2 separate regions of the Homo sapiens genome follow, and region 2 is linked to region 1. A link is a contact called in ENCODE Hi-C or POLR2A ChIA-PET data. All regions are on one chromosome and are shown on one strand. Each heading gives the region's core, a stretch centred on a gene start or an enhancer-like site at or near the end of the contact. The rest is flanking DNA. Distances are from core to core; before and after follow the strand shown.

Region 1 (7,139 bases), core at 3,309-5,808:
TAAATTTTGAAAGTCAATTTCATTAATAATAGCATAATGAATACAAATGACTTGCAAGATTGGTTTAACAACTATAAAACATTGCTGAAGTTAAAGAATAAATGGAACACACATCCTATTTATGGACTGGAGGACTCCGCATTATTAAGATGTCAATTCTTCCCAAGTCAATCTTTAGGTTTAATGCAATTTAATCAAATTTTCAAGAGGATTTTTAAAGACAGACATATTAACAGATTGACTCTAGGATTTGTATGAAAGTAAAAGAACTTAAAATAGACAAATAATTTTGAAAAAGAAAAACAAGGTTGGATGACTTAGATTACCTGATTTTAAGACTTACTATACAACTAGTAATCAAGTACTGGTATAAGGATGGTCAACTAGATCAGCGGAATAGACTAGAGAATCCTGAAGGAAACTCACACTTACATGGCCAGTTGGTTTTTGACAAAGACACCAAATCAATCCAGTGAAGTAAAGGAAAGTCTTCTCAGCAAATGGTGCTTATGCAACCAGAAATCCATATGGGGAAATAAAAAACCTCATATCCCACTCAAATATTAATTTGAAACAAATGGTGATATACTGAGACCATGGAATACGAAGTAATAAAAAGGAATTAAAATATTGATCCACACAACAACTTGGATGAACCTCCTGGGGAGTTATGGCTTGCAATCCTTGGCTGGGAAGCTGCTGCCCAACGTATCTATACTGTGGAAAGGGGGCATGATACCTTCACAACAACAACAATAATACTGTTTTTTGGGTTTTTTGTTGTTGTTGTTGTTTTTTGAGATGGAGTCTTGCTCAGTTGCCCAGGCTGGAGTGCAGTGGTGCAATCTCGGCTCACTGCAAGCTCTGCCTCCCGGGTTCACGCCATTCTCCTGCCTCAGCCTCCCGAGTAGCTGGGACTACAGGCGCCCGCCACCACGCCCAGCTAATTTTTTTTTGTATTTTTAGTAGAGACGGGGTTTCACCACGTTAGCCAGGAGGGTCTCGATCTCCTGACCTCGTGATCCACCCGCCTTGGCATCCCAAAGTGCTGGGACTGATTACAGGCGTAAGCCACTGCACCCGGCCAACAGTAATACTGGTTTTAATGTCAAGAAACTTTGAAACGCATTACCTCTCTCCACAACATTCCTGAAAGGTAGGTCTTATTTCCCTGTTTAAAGATGAGGAAACAAGCCGGGCATGGTGGTGGACACCTGCAGTCCCAGCTGCCTGGGAGGCTGAAGTGGGAGGATTGCTTGAGCCTAGGTGTTCCAGGCACCTCGCAACATAACAAGACCCCATTTCTTTAAAAAAAAAAAAATTTAAAGATGAGGAAACTAAGACTGACTGAATAAGCTGAAGTAGCTTCACCCAAGCTTAGACAGGTAGTAGGTGTATCTGTGATCCAGCCCACATCTGTCTGACCCTAAAGTTCCCAGTTCTACCACTCCCAGCTGCCTTCCTCAGAGCAAGGCACAGGAGGGACCTGCTGTTACTTGTGGAAAAAAGAAGACATTACACCTGGAAGGAGAGAGGAGTTAGGTTAGACGAAGATGTGTATATACATTCTTATCTTCTACGATGAAAAACGGGAAGGCATCCGAGGAAGCACAGCCTGCTTTGGTCTATGATTTCCTCTTAAAGTGAGGAGGGTCATTCTTGTTTTACAGAGTCACATCAGTTCTGAAGCATTTTGATAAAGAAAATGCTCCTAGTGTCCAATTTGGGTCTCAGAAGGGTTTATTTTGAGTAAACCACCACCTTGTGGCAATAAACATGAGTTGCAGGAGGAAGAGTTTGGTTTTTAATCTTTTGAACTCTAAAACACCTCAGTAGCCCTTAAATTTAGTTAGCAGGTTTTGCATTAAAATAAAACAAACAAAAAAGTACATCACTGAGGGAAGGGCTGATTAAAAATAGATACATTTGAAAAAATCTGACTTTTGGATAATAAATAAAAACACTGACCCAGCGGGGAGCAGTGGCTCATGCCTGTAATCCCAGCACTTTGGGAGGCTGAGGCAGGCGGATCATAAGGTCAAGAGATCTAGACCATCCTGGCCAACCAACGGGGTAAAACCCCATCTCTACTAAAAATACAAAAATTAGCTGGGCATAGTGCCACATGCCTGTAGTCCCAGCTACTCGGGAGGCTGAGGCAGGAGAATTGCTTGAACGCGGGAGGCGGAGGTTGCAGTGAGCTGAGATCACGCCACTGCACTCCAGCCCAGGTGACAGAGCAAGACTCTGTCTCAAAAAAAAACCAAAAAAACAAAAACAACAACAACAAAAAAAACCATTCACCTGTGTCACAAAACATGTAAAAGATGGAAGTTTTATTAAAAAGCAGGAGTGGCCCAAGGTGATTCATCTGGGAAAAAACTGATGAGGTTCCATGTTGTCCAAACTGTAATTTTTTTTTTCTTTGAGATGGAGTCTTGTTCTGTCACCCAGGCTGGAGTGCAGTGGCACGATCTTGGCTCACTGCAACCTCCGTCTTCTGGGTTCAAGTGATTCTCCTGCCTCAGCCTCCCAAGTAGCTGGGATTATAGGCATGCACCACCAGGCCCAGTTATTTGATACTTTTTTTTAGTAGAGACAGGGTTTCACCATGTTGGCCAGGCTCCTGCCCTCAAGTGATCCACCTGCCTCGGCCTCCCAGAGTGCTGGGATTACAGGCGTGAGCTACTGCACCCTACCCAAACTGTACACTTTTGAAAGTGAGAGGGGTTGCTATTAATAATTGCATGGGACAACAGGTGAAAAGTGGGGGTGTCCCAGGCAAACTGGGACATGTGGTTTACCTAAATTTGTTTCTGAGGTTTAGCCTGGCAAAGATGTGAGTACATTTTGTAATAGAGACCACATGGTAAGAAATTTAACCCTTTCAGAAAGAATAAATGTCACTATCTTTCCATGTGCTGGCAAGAGGAATTTAGCATCTGATTTGAATTTTATTTTGGAAACTAAATTCTAAGGGAGATTCCACACCATTCAAGAGCTTCAGCAACCACCACCTTGTGGCAATGAACATGATTTGCATCTAGTCAACTCAGTTTGCAATGTGGTGTCTTAAGGACTGCCTGTGGCTCTGCGTAATATTATCATGGAACTGAATATTGCCATGGGACTGAATGCAAGAAAAGAGTAGGTGGATTCGGAGCTGAAGTGGGAGAAGGCAGGATGACAGGTAGGAAGATGTTCGGTCTCCAGTATACCCATCGCCCTGTACTTCACAGAGGGTTGCTGGGTACCTCATGGCCAAACAGGGTATCAGCACTCCCTGGATGGAAATCATTTGGTGTATGCTTCACTTAGGAAGAATTGATATCTTAACAATATTAATTCTTCCTATCCATGAACACGGAATATTTCTTCATTTATTTAAATCTGTGAGATCTCTTTCATCAGCTGTGATTGATTCCTAGTTTAATTCTATTGCAGTCAGAGAACATACTTTGTTCTATCCTTTTAAATTTGTTAAGCTATGTTTTATGGCCTAGATTGTGGTCTATCTCAGTGAATGTCCCATGTGAGCTTGAGAAAGAATCTATATTCCGCTGTTGTTGAACTAAATATTGCATAAATGTCAATTAGATCAATTTGATATTTTTCAGTTCAACTATATCCTTGCTCATTTGCTTCTGCTGGATGTATTAATTACTTTTTAAAAATGGTATGAAAGCATTCTATTATAATACTGAGTTTACCTATTTTTCCTTGCAGTTTTATCTTCTTTTGCCTCACATATTTCGGTGCTCTGTTTTTAAGTACATACATATTAAGTATTGTTATGTCTTCCCAAATAACTGATCCCTTTAACTTTATGTAATGTCCCTGTTTATACCTGATAAATTTCCTTGTTCTGAAGTCTGCTTTTCTTGAAATTAACATACCTACTTCAGCTATTTTTTTAATTAGTGTCAGCCTGGTATAGCTTTCTCTATCCTTTTGCTTTTAATGTATTTTCTTGTGGATAACACACGATTGGGCTTTGTTTGTTTTTGAAATCCATTCTGACAATCTCTTTTTTAATTGGTGTAATCAGATTATTCACATTTAAAGTGGTTATTGATACAGTTGGATTAATATCTACAATGTCTGTAACTGTTTTGTATGTGTCTCACTTGACTTTCATATCTAATTTTGAATTTGTAATTTCATATTCTTTGCCTTAAAGAGAACGCTTGCAGATCCCTCAAAACCTGGAGACACCCCCCACCTTGCACACATTATACCGGTATGTGATGGTAGAAAAGCTGCACATCAGTCTTGGCAGGCAGGGCAGGAGGGATGCAGGGATTCACAGATGCGACTGTGCAACGCACAGATGCACTGGGTCTTTGCTTGGTGGGTTCGAAGCCTCCAGACGCTGACAAACACTGCAGCCAATGAGTGGGTTCCTATGGTCCGATATGGAGGGCAAGGGGCGGGACTCCCTCCTGCCTCTCCCTGGCTGGGTTCAGAGCCTCCGCGGAGAGACTGCGTTGGGCCCAGAGTGGGCGTGGCTTACGTGTCCGCCGGCTTTCCTGGCAGGCCTGGCGGGGGGGCCAGGTTGCCATGACGACCGCGGCTAGGTCGCGGCAGACTCGGTTGGTGACTCCGGGCGCGTCGAAGATCTTGTACCTGTCGTTCGCAGTGGCTCACTTTCCCAGTAATCCATAAGAACAGCAGGGATAACAGGGTCCCATGTCGTTTTTTTGTCAGAATTCCTCGACTGGCGACCCTGTGCCCGACAGGCTGCACCGCGCCCGGCGCACTGACTCCGGCCTCTGCGCGCGCCCCCTGGCCGGCTCCGGGGTGGGGAGGGGGCTTCGCAGATCCCCAGAAAACCGCCCGGCGAGCCACGAGCCCGTGGACTGCAGGCTCCGCTTCCTCGCGGGGTGTTCACTTTGTATCAGTGTGCTGATTTGCCGCCAGTTAGAAGCACCTTAAAAAGGGGCCGGGGGCCGTAGGAGGGGGGCTTGTCTGAAGGAGGCTCTGGGCTTGCTGATCCACGCAGCGGTTTGTCGCGAGGCTGCGGGGGAACGGCCCACGGCCGCGGTAACAGGGCTTCGTCTTCTTTGCAGAGCCATGGGCAGCAGGAAGAAGGAAATTGCCCTGCAGGTAAGCCTCAAGGGGCGCTAGCTTCCAGCTCTGGGTTGGGCTCGGGGAAGAGGAGGGTGATTAGAGCGGGGTTGCAGTATAAAAGTGACATTCTGTTTGCCAGCAGTACGTGACAGTGTTCTCAAACTTGAGTGATGTACCCTTCCGTCTTAAAGGGACAAAACTTATCTTGGAACCCCAGTGATGACAAATTTTACGCAAACAAAATTAATGCAAACAAAACTGAGTAGAAGCTGTTTACATTTATAGTGCTTATACAACCATAAAACCTAAACATGCATTAAATAAAACTATAAACTAAGAAAATACGAATCAACATAACTCGATGTGACCGTTATTTTGTTCTTGTTGAAATACAACTGCAGCTTGCACAGAGAATACAGTATAGGTTCTTTTGACTTTGGGCATGAGTCTGTAACTGTGTGCTCTGTGGAGACCCAGTTTTCCCACCACTGTTCTCATCAAATTTCACTTATTAACAAATATGTTTTGAGATATATTATGTGCTGGACATATGTTATATAGAGTGTCTTACTTCATTTGCATGTGGGACAAGTGAATTCAGAAGCCAGCAGCTGCTCTTCTTCTTGGTCCTGGACAATAGATAGTGGTTGATTCTGAAGTGATGGTAAAAACATGCAGGCATAGACCCTGGAATTAGGAGAGAGTGCTTGGTCATAAGGAGATCAGCTGGATGATCTGCAACATGGGAACATTTTAAAACGAACTTAAAATGCCTCATCATCAGCTGGCCCCAGTAAGATGCATACCAAGGCTACAGCGCCTCCTAGATAATAGAGCATTAGTGGTTTTGAGACATCTGGTTTCTCTCTTATTGTCCTCAGCAGGACCAGCAGTTTGCATGTGGATTTCAAAAGCCTAGTGGTTTAAAAAAGAGGAAAGGGGAAAGCAGCATCATTCTAAGGGTACCCCATGCTGGGGGTGGGAGGGGTGTGGGGTGGGGTGGGGTGGGATTTTTAGACTGGAAGTCAGAAGACCTGATGTAGTTCTTGTGTCCTCTATAGCCAACTGTGTCTTTGACTACATCACATAACCTCTCCAGGCTATAGCTTGCCCATCTATGGAATGAGGATGTTGTGTGAATTATCCCTAAGGGCCTTCTTCCAGCCTTGATATTCTAGGATTCTAGAGTCAGAAGCCACTTCATACGTGAATGTTCTGGTTGAAGTAAATTCTGATCAACTGGTCCTACCATTCATTGCTGTGTGACTCATTTCCTCAACTCTCTGGCCTCCGTATCCTTTACGTAGACAGGAGGGATGATACCTGTCCTGTAACGCCTGCAGAGCTGTGATGAGACTCCTTTAGACACTTCCTGGCTGGTCTGATGTTGTCTGTGGTGTCTCTAATGTTATTGCCCCATATTATGGTCATTTCATGTGTTGATGCCCTAGAGCTCCTATGGGGGTAATAACTTTTGTTAGCAATGTTGTTATTTTTTCATGTGTATTACTCAGAGCTCTGAGTACAATGCAGTACTCAAACTAAGTGCTCCCTCCTGCTGAAAGGAGGAGAGCGAGCAGCCTCCCCTCCCGTCTTCTACTGAGGCATCTGTGTAAAGGTCACCTCTCTATAAGGTAAACCCCTTGAAAGCAATGCCTAAAGTTGGCCAACCCAGGAACCTTGTCCTCTCTCTCAGCAAGGTTATTCAGGGTTCCCTTTATAACTGAGACAGGCAGAAATCACAGGACATCAAGGGACAGTCTGGGTAAAAGGTGCCACACATTCCCTATTCATTCCCTACCAAATGCAGGCTTAGTGAAGTCCGGATAGTTCCCACACTGTTCCACTCTTGCCTGGCTCCCAGGGCTGAGATTCTTCAACTGCCCAGAGTCCTGGCCCCAGAGCTGGTGGGACTCACTCCATGACAGGGGTGGGCCACAGAGAGCTGCTGGTGACTTAAGTCTGAGCCTCTGGGTAGGGGTGTGGGGCCCTTCCGAACGCTTCTATCACCTTCCTCAGGACTGTAGTTGTGGGCCCAGGGTTATGTCAGTCCAACTCTCTTATTTCAT
Region 2 (7,139 bases), core at 2,324-4,823, 160 kb before region 1:
TGTCAGTGCATTTAAGAAAAGGGTGTTCCTTGGTCACTGGATTAGTATTTTTACCTAGTGGTTGGAAACCACTAACAGTTCTGGAAACACATTCCTTACAAGCAGTTAGAGTTTGTTTGGATTAGTCCATAGAACAGAAACACAGACCCTTAACAGCAATAGGAACTACCTTTGTTGGAGGACCTTATCATGAGAGATGGCATCATTCTGTCCATGCCTAGTTTAACCCTGGCTCTGTCATTGTCTAATGAGAAATATTCTTAGGATTTATGATCTTAGAAGGTCCTTCCTCCCTCCTTTTTTTTTCTTAAGATACCACCTATCTACAAAATTTTTTAAATATACAAATAATATTTCCTCTCTGGTTATATGAAGTAACATAAAGTCATAAATATCTGTGGAAAGGAAAAGATGAAATATTACACTTATACTGAGGGTCAGATTGAGGGCTTCATTAGTAGTAGTGTCTCCTAAAAGGAAAAAATTTGCTTAGGACTCATAAGGCAAAATAGAGACCTTATCTAGTTTAAATATAATTACATATGGCTATAAAATTATTTATCTTACTATTAAGAATGATTTTTAAAGTTTTAAAGTGATGTATTCACCAGTGAATTTTTTCTGTATAGCTCATTTGAAAGATTTTTTTTTTTTTTTAAAGAATGGCTCTTTGCTTTTAGAAGAGGAGATGAAGCTTGGTATGAAAATAAGGGAATGAGTCAATGAAAACTTGATAAGAAGAATAAGTGAAAGAAGTATCTAATTAGAATATATAGCCTACTGAACATAAAGGAAGTTTTGTGACCAGTCTTATGTGCAGTGGGGAAGCAAGGGAGACAATGAGTGAGCTTGCTTTAGGCTTGTCCTCATGTTTAAAAAGATCACAGCAAGTGAAAATGTAATTTGAAAGTTAAACTTGAGATGAGGTATGAAACTGTATAAGTGTGTTGTCTGATATCCTGAAGAGCCTGGTTTCATAGAATAATATGATTCTTGCTTTGGGATTGCTATTAACTTAAGCAGTGATGTTCTCATCATTCATAAATATTTGGCACATTAATAAACATATTTTAATAGGGTGTGCTGGTAACACTTATTTCAGAATGCTTCTATAGAAACTTCCTTTCAGATATTATGACACTCAGCATGGTTCATAAAGATCATTTGCTTCAGAAAGCCAGGTTTCTCTGGAGATGAATTCTGTAATTTGGTCAAAGTTGAAGTTCTGGTGTTAAACATTAACATTGGGAAAGTTAAATCTGGCAAACATGACAGTTTTTTTAATTAATAGGTGTCACTAAGCATGTAGGTGCAGGGTGGCATACTGAGTAACAGACATGGAGAGTACCTTTAGTGAGTAAAAAAACAATCCATTCTTTTTCTCATGTAAATGGTGTGATTGACTGAGGAAATTCCCATATCGGCCAAGGTCCTTTGCTGTGAGGTTCATTTGTAAGGCAGGTTTCTCACTTAATGAGAAAACAGGTGTAATTTCAGAATGGGCAGGGGGCGGAGTCAGGGAATACCTTGATCTTGTACCTTACCACAATGTAAGGGAATTGTAAACAAATTCTCTGTTGTAGGTTTGCTTATATTGTTTCTGTTCCCATATCTTGATGCTTTGTTAGTGGGTTCAGACAAGTATTCTGACTGAAGTCGGGAGCTTAAAAGAACTAAATGAATAGTAGGAGAGCATGGGCTATGTGTGTAGGCTAAGTGAAGAGCAACCAAGATCCAGCTACACAATGGAGAGAGTTGGAATCCAAGAAAGCATGCTTTATGTAAGGGAACGCGTTTATTAATGATGGCTTAACAGAATAAGCTAGAAAAAAGTGTGGGTATCTAGAGAACCTGCCATTGTGGCTTACCTTAAGTAGGGCTGGGATCTGGATAATGAGAAAAAGGATTTTGCTCCTTTGGTGGCCAGGAGCTTCAGAGAGTGAATTCTAACTTAGGCTGGTTGGAATAAGATAGTCTTAGGAAGAAAAATCAAATTCAGAAAGAGCCTGTCAAAAAAGAGCCTGGATTGGTTTATCTGGTAAGCTGGACCAGGCTAAGCTCTATAATATATTGTACTTGAGGTTTGTACACTCGATGAGGCTATCTTTTTGATTAGGCAGATAATTGTTTTTTTTGAGACATAGTCTTGCTCTCTGTCACCCAGGCCAGAGTGCAGTGACGCAATCTCAGCTCACTGCAACCTCTGCCTCTGGGGTTCAAGCAATTCTCCTGCCTCAACTTCCCAAGTAGCTGGGATTACAGGTGCCCACTACCACACCCAGCTAATTTTTGTATTTTTAGTAGAGGTGGGTTTTCACCGTGTTGGCCAGGCTGGTCTTAAACTCCTGACCTCAGATGATCTTCCCGTCTCGGCCTCCCAAAGTGCTGGGATTATAGGCATGAGCCACTGCACCCAGCTGGCAGATACCTTTCATCTTAGAGTGATCCACTACTAAGAAATCTTCCCAAGAAAATTAAAGAGGACAAGACTGTTCTATGAGAAGAAATTCCTAAGTCCTCACGTGGAGACCTAGGGAGGAGACGCCTCTACCTGGGATTTCATCATGTAGATGCACCCGTGTAGTGATACAGATCTAATGAGACACTAACATATCACACATGTGGGCAGTTGGATCTGTTAATAAGGACATGCTGCTAATGAAGTTAATACTAGAATCAGAGGGTACTTGTGGGTATGTGGTAACTTATATAAACAGAGCCCCTGTGAAGCATCTGTATCCGAATCAGTGATAATCTATCATCACTATCGGAGAAAAACTTCATGTGCACAAAAGCACCAGTATTATTGCCTTTATGTTTGGGGTTTGCCTTTGCATATAGGTTCTTGTTTCATGTGAGTTTACCACTAGAAAAAGTTACTCTCTTTTATTATTACTGTTTTTGTATTACAGAAATTGATGACTTGGATGCCATTGTACCTGCAGTAAAGAAATTAAAAGTACTTTCATACTGAAAACAAATCAAATCATTTTTACTGTGTAAATTGTATTCTTAACATTTTGTATTTTGTAGGATTGATCTTATTTTGAGACAAGGGTTGTAAAATGTATTTGCTCTCAGAATTCATCCCCTTCTTAGTATTAGGTCATTCTTCATCTGTATAATTTTTATTAACTTTGAGATTCTTATACAGAAAATAGTTGCAAGGGTAAGGTAATTAACTTTAGATCCCTTCATTTCTAAAGCAATTATTGAGTGCTTAAAATTTAAGGTTGTTTTAGAGTGGAGTTTGTGAGTAAAAGAGGAGCCCAGGGAGACAGATTGCAAGTAGTAGGTTGCAATCTTTTAGATTCAGCTTGTAATAATCTTTGAGCCACACCAAAAGGAATGCCAAGGGCTCTCTAAATTTAGCCAGTAGGAAGCTACTGCTCTCCTGGCAAGGATTAATTGGCACATTCTGTTAAGATATCCCTCATGACAGTTGCCCTTTCAAAGCAGGAGGAAGAAAAGGAAGAAAGAAAAACTGTTTCATCATTTCTGTTAGGGTAGGAAATGAATCATAGGGTAAAATGGATGAGTAGATAGAAGTCTCTCATTTAAAAAGTGTCTTTTGCAATCTTGATGTAATGCACTTTTTATAAGGACTTGAGATCTCAAATAAAATTTCTGTAAAGAATTTCCAAACATAAGTGTCCTCAGTGATGCTTGTATATTACTGACAAATAATGAGTCATATTCTCTTCCTAGGCTGAACCTTCCTTGGGCAACTTGTACATCCTTGCTGCATTTTATGTAAGAGTACTTTACTTGCTGCCTTCTGTTTATTCTGTATTCTCAATATGCAGTCACGTTTTCTTAAGGGTCAGCGTTCTGCCTCATACCCATAAGTACAAGTCACTTTGGACTATTCTTCCCCACTTTTATAAGCAGCAGGTCTAGGAAGATTTCTCTGTCATTCTTGTTGGTGGGCATATAGAATATTATAACACATTTCCAGGAAGCAGCATGGTGGAATGGTGAGTAAATGTCAGCAAACAAGCATCCACATCCTTGGTGTTATGACCTTAGGGATCAGACGTAAGATAATAGGCTCCTTCTAGATTTAAAATTCTTTGTCATGATAGCCTGCAGTTACATTTCTAAACACTAACTTACAATTTGTGGAAGACCTTGTGTCTTGAGGGTTGGGTACAAAAAGCATTTGGATATTCAATAATGTAAATACTATGAATTGATTAAATTATTCCAAGAAATTGATGGCAGGGCAAGATGGCAGAATAGAAGCCTACACTATTGATTCCCACTGCAGGAACACCAACTTTTAACAACTATCTACACACAGAAAAGCACCATCACAAGAACCAAAAATCAGGTGAGCAATCACAGTATTGGTTTTAACTTCATATTGCTGAAAGAGGCATTGAAGAGGGTTAGAGAGATAGCTTTGAATCACTGATGCCACCCCTCCCTGACCCCCTGGCAGTGGCTGCACTGTGGGGTCTGAGTCTGTGTGCTTGGGGGAGGGAGAGCACAGCAACTGGGGCACTTCACATTGAACTCAGTGCTGCCTTGTCATAGTGGAGAGTAAAGCCATGCTGGGCTAAGCCAGCGCAAATGCATGGAGGGAGCATTTGGACCAGACCTAGCCAGAGTGGAATTGTCCATTCCAGCTATCAGAACTTGAGTTTCTTGGCAAGCCTTGCCACCGTGGGCCAAAGTGCTCTGGGGTCCTAGGTAAACTTGAAAGGCAGTCTAGGACACAAAGATTACAGTTAATTCCTAGGCATCTCCTAGTGCTGGATGGGCTCAGAGCCGGAGGACTAGGGTGACACATGACTTAGGGAGACACCAGCCAGTGCAGCTAAGGGAGTTCTTGCACCACTCCTCCCCCAACCCCAGGCAGGCAGCAATGAAAGTGACTCCTTGCTTCTGCTTAAGGAAAGGAAAGCAAAGAGTAAAGAGGACTTTGCCTTGCATCTTGGATACCAGCTTAGCCACAGTAGGTTAGGGCACTGGGTAGAGTCGCAAGGCCCCCATTCCAGCCCCTAGCTCATGAACACTTCTAGGCACACCTTGGGTCAATAGGGAAGCCACTGCCTTGAAGGGCAGGACCTTGTTCTGGCAGGATTCATCACCTACTGACTAAAGAGTCCTTGGGCTGTGAATTACTAGCAGCAATACCCAGATAGTATGCTGTGGGCCTTGGGCTCTGAGACATGCTGACTTCAGGTGTGACCTAGCACATTCCCAACTGTGGTGGCTATGATGAAAAACTCCTCTTGTTTGAGAAAAGCAGAGGGAAAAGTAAAGGGGACTTTGTCTTTTCATCTTAGGTACCAGCTCAGCCACAATAGAGCTTTTGGGGTCCCTGAGGCTTTTGGGGTCCCTGAATCCAAGCCTAGTCTCTTGGACAGCATTTCTGGACCCTGCCCTGGGTGCCCACTGCCCTTCAGGGTGAGTCCCAGGCCTGGCAGCATTCACCACAAGCTGGCTGAGGAGCCTTTGGGCTTTAAGTGAACATCGGTGGTGGCCTAGCAGAACCTCCTGTGTGCCAGTGGTAGTGGTGGCCACAGAGAGAAGCCCCTCTGCCAGAGGAAAGGGGAAGGAAGAGCAGGAAGGACTTCATATTGTGATTTGAGTGCCAATTTGGCCACAGTAGAATAGAACATCAGGCAAAATTGTATGGTTTTTGACTCTAATCCCTGGCTCCCAGACAGCATCTCTGTACTTGCCCAGGGCCTGGGGAAACCTGACACCCTGAAGGGAAAGACACAAACTTAGTTGGCTTTGCCACCTGCTGATTGTAGAACTCTAGGGCCTTGAGTGAATGTAGGTGGTGGTCAAGTAGTGGTTATGGTGGGCCGTGGGCAAGACCAAGTGCTATGCTGGCTTCAGGTCTGATCCAATGCAGTCCCAGTGGTGGTGGCCATAGTGGGAGAGAGAGAGAGGTAGGTGGTGGTCAAGTAGTGGTTACAGCAGGCCTTGGGCAAGACCCAGTGCTGTGCTGGCTTCAGGTCTAATCCAATGCAGTCCCATTGGTGGTGGCCATGGTGGGGCAGGGTGGCGGTGGGGGGTGGCTGGGAGAGATCAACAGTAGAGTTTTTATTTTATTTTTGCTTGTTTATGCAATCAGTGTTGTCATCAGTTTAAAATAATGAATTATAACTTGCAGTAAGCCTTTCAGTAACCTCAAATCTAAAAATATACAATGGATTAAAAAAATATAAAAAACAAGAAATTAAATCATACCACCAGAGAAAACCACCTTCACTAAAAGAAAGACAGGGAGGCAGGAAAGAGGGAAAAGAAGACTACAAAACAACCAGAAAACAACAAAATGGCAGGAGTAAGTCCCTACTTATCAGTAATAACATTGAAGGTAAATGGACTAAACTCTACAATCAAAATACAAAGAGTGGCTGAATGGATGAAGAAACAAGACCCAATGATCTATTGCTTGCAAGAAACACATTTAGCCTATAAAGATGCATATAGACTGAAAACAAAGGGATAGAAAAAGATATTCCATGCTATTAGAAACAAATAAAGCAGGAGTAGCTATAATTATATTAGACAAAATAGATTTCAAGGCAAACACTGTAAGAGACAAAAAGGTCATTATATAATGATAAAGGGGTCAATCCAGCAACACGATAGGCTTATAAATACTTATGCTAATACTGGAGCATGCAGATATGTAAACTAAATATTATTAGAGCTAAAGAGAGAGATCCCAATACAATAACAGCTGGCATCTTCACCACACCACTTTCAGCATCAGACAGATCTTCCAGGCAGAAACTCAACAAAGAAACATCAGATTTAATCTGCACTGTGGGACAAATGAATCTAATAGATATTTACCAAACATTTCATCCAAAGGCTGAGGAATACTGAAAATTATTCTCCTCAGCACATGAATCATTATCAAGGATAGAGCATATGTTATGTCACAAAACAAGTCTTAAAACATTCAAAACATTGAAATAATAACAAGCATCTTCTCTGACCACAATGGATTAAAAGTAGAAATCAATAGGAATCTTGGAAACTATACAAACACATAGACATTAAACAGTATGTCCCTGAATGACCAGTGGGTGAATGAAGAAACTAAGAAGTAAATTGAAAATTTTCTTGAAACACATCTCAAAACCTATGAGATACAGCAAAAACAG

The links. A loop is a pair of places that touch in the nucleus more often than their neighbours do. ChIA-PET counts read pairs that join two places held with the same protein, here RNA polymerase II (POLR2A). Pooled maps may share reads with other maps.
Region 2: a loop to region 1 is called in a map of gastrocnemius medialis, with 4 times the contacts of the local background. The contact joins the enhancer-like site here to the promoter of NME9 in region 1. A Hi-C loop is called at or near these places in 1 of 168 maps with a recorded cell type or tissue (gastrocnemius medialis) and 1 of 50 pooled maps. POLR2A ChIA-PET finds 5 or more read pairs at or near these places in 5 of 52 experiments (A549, A673, HEK293T and 2 more).

The regions. Positions count from the first base shown.
Region 1 is chr3:138,327,270-138,334,408 of GRCh38, reverse strand. It overlaps NME9 (NME/NM23 family member 9), which reads left to right and starts at 4,558. Exons shown (of 11, transcript NM_001349018.2): 1 at 4,558-5,106. The coding sequence starts at 5,074. LOC124909438 (a long non-coding RNA gene) reads right to left here and starts at 4,476. Exons shown (of 2, transcript XR_007096113.1): 1 at 4,239-4,476.
Region 2 is chr3:138,490,850-138,497,988 of GRCh38, reverse strand. CEP70 (centrosomal protein 70) reads left to right here. Exons shown (of 18, transcript NM_024491.4): 18 at 2,913-3,645. The coding sequence ends at 2,974. Among named protein-coding and RNA genes, the nearest start is that of ESYT3, 60 kb to the right of the region's middle. Within about 2 kb of position 3,573, at least 4 of the 41 ENCODE cell types and tissues checked have a DNase peak (open chromatin) inside an H3K27ac peak, as active enhancers do; they include gastrocnemius medialis, where a contact is called at or near this core.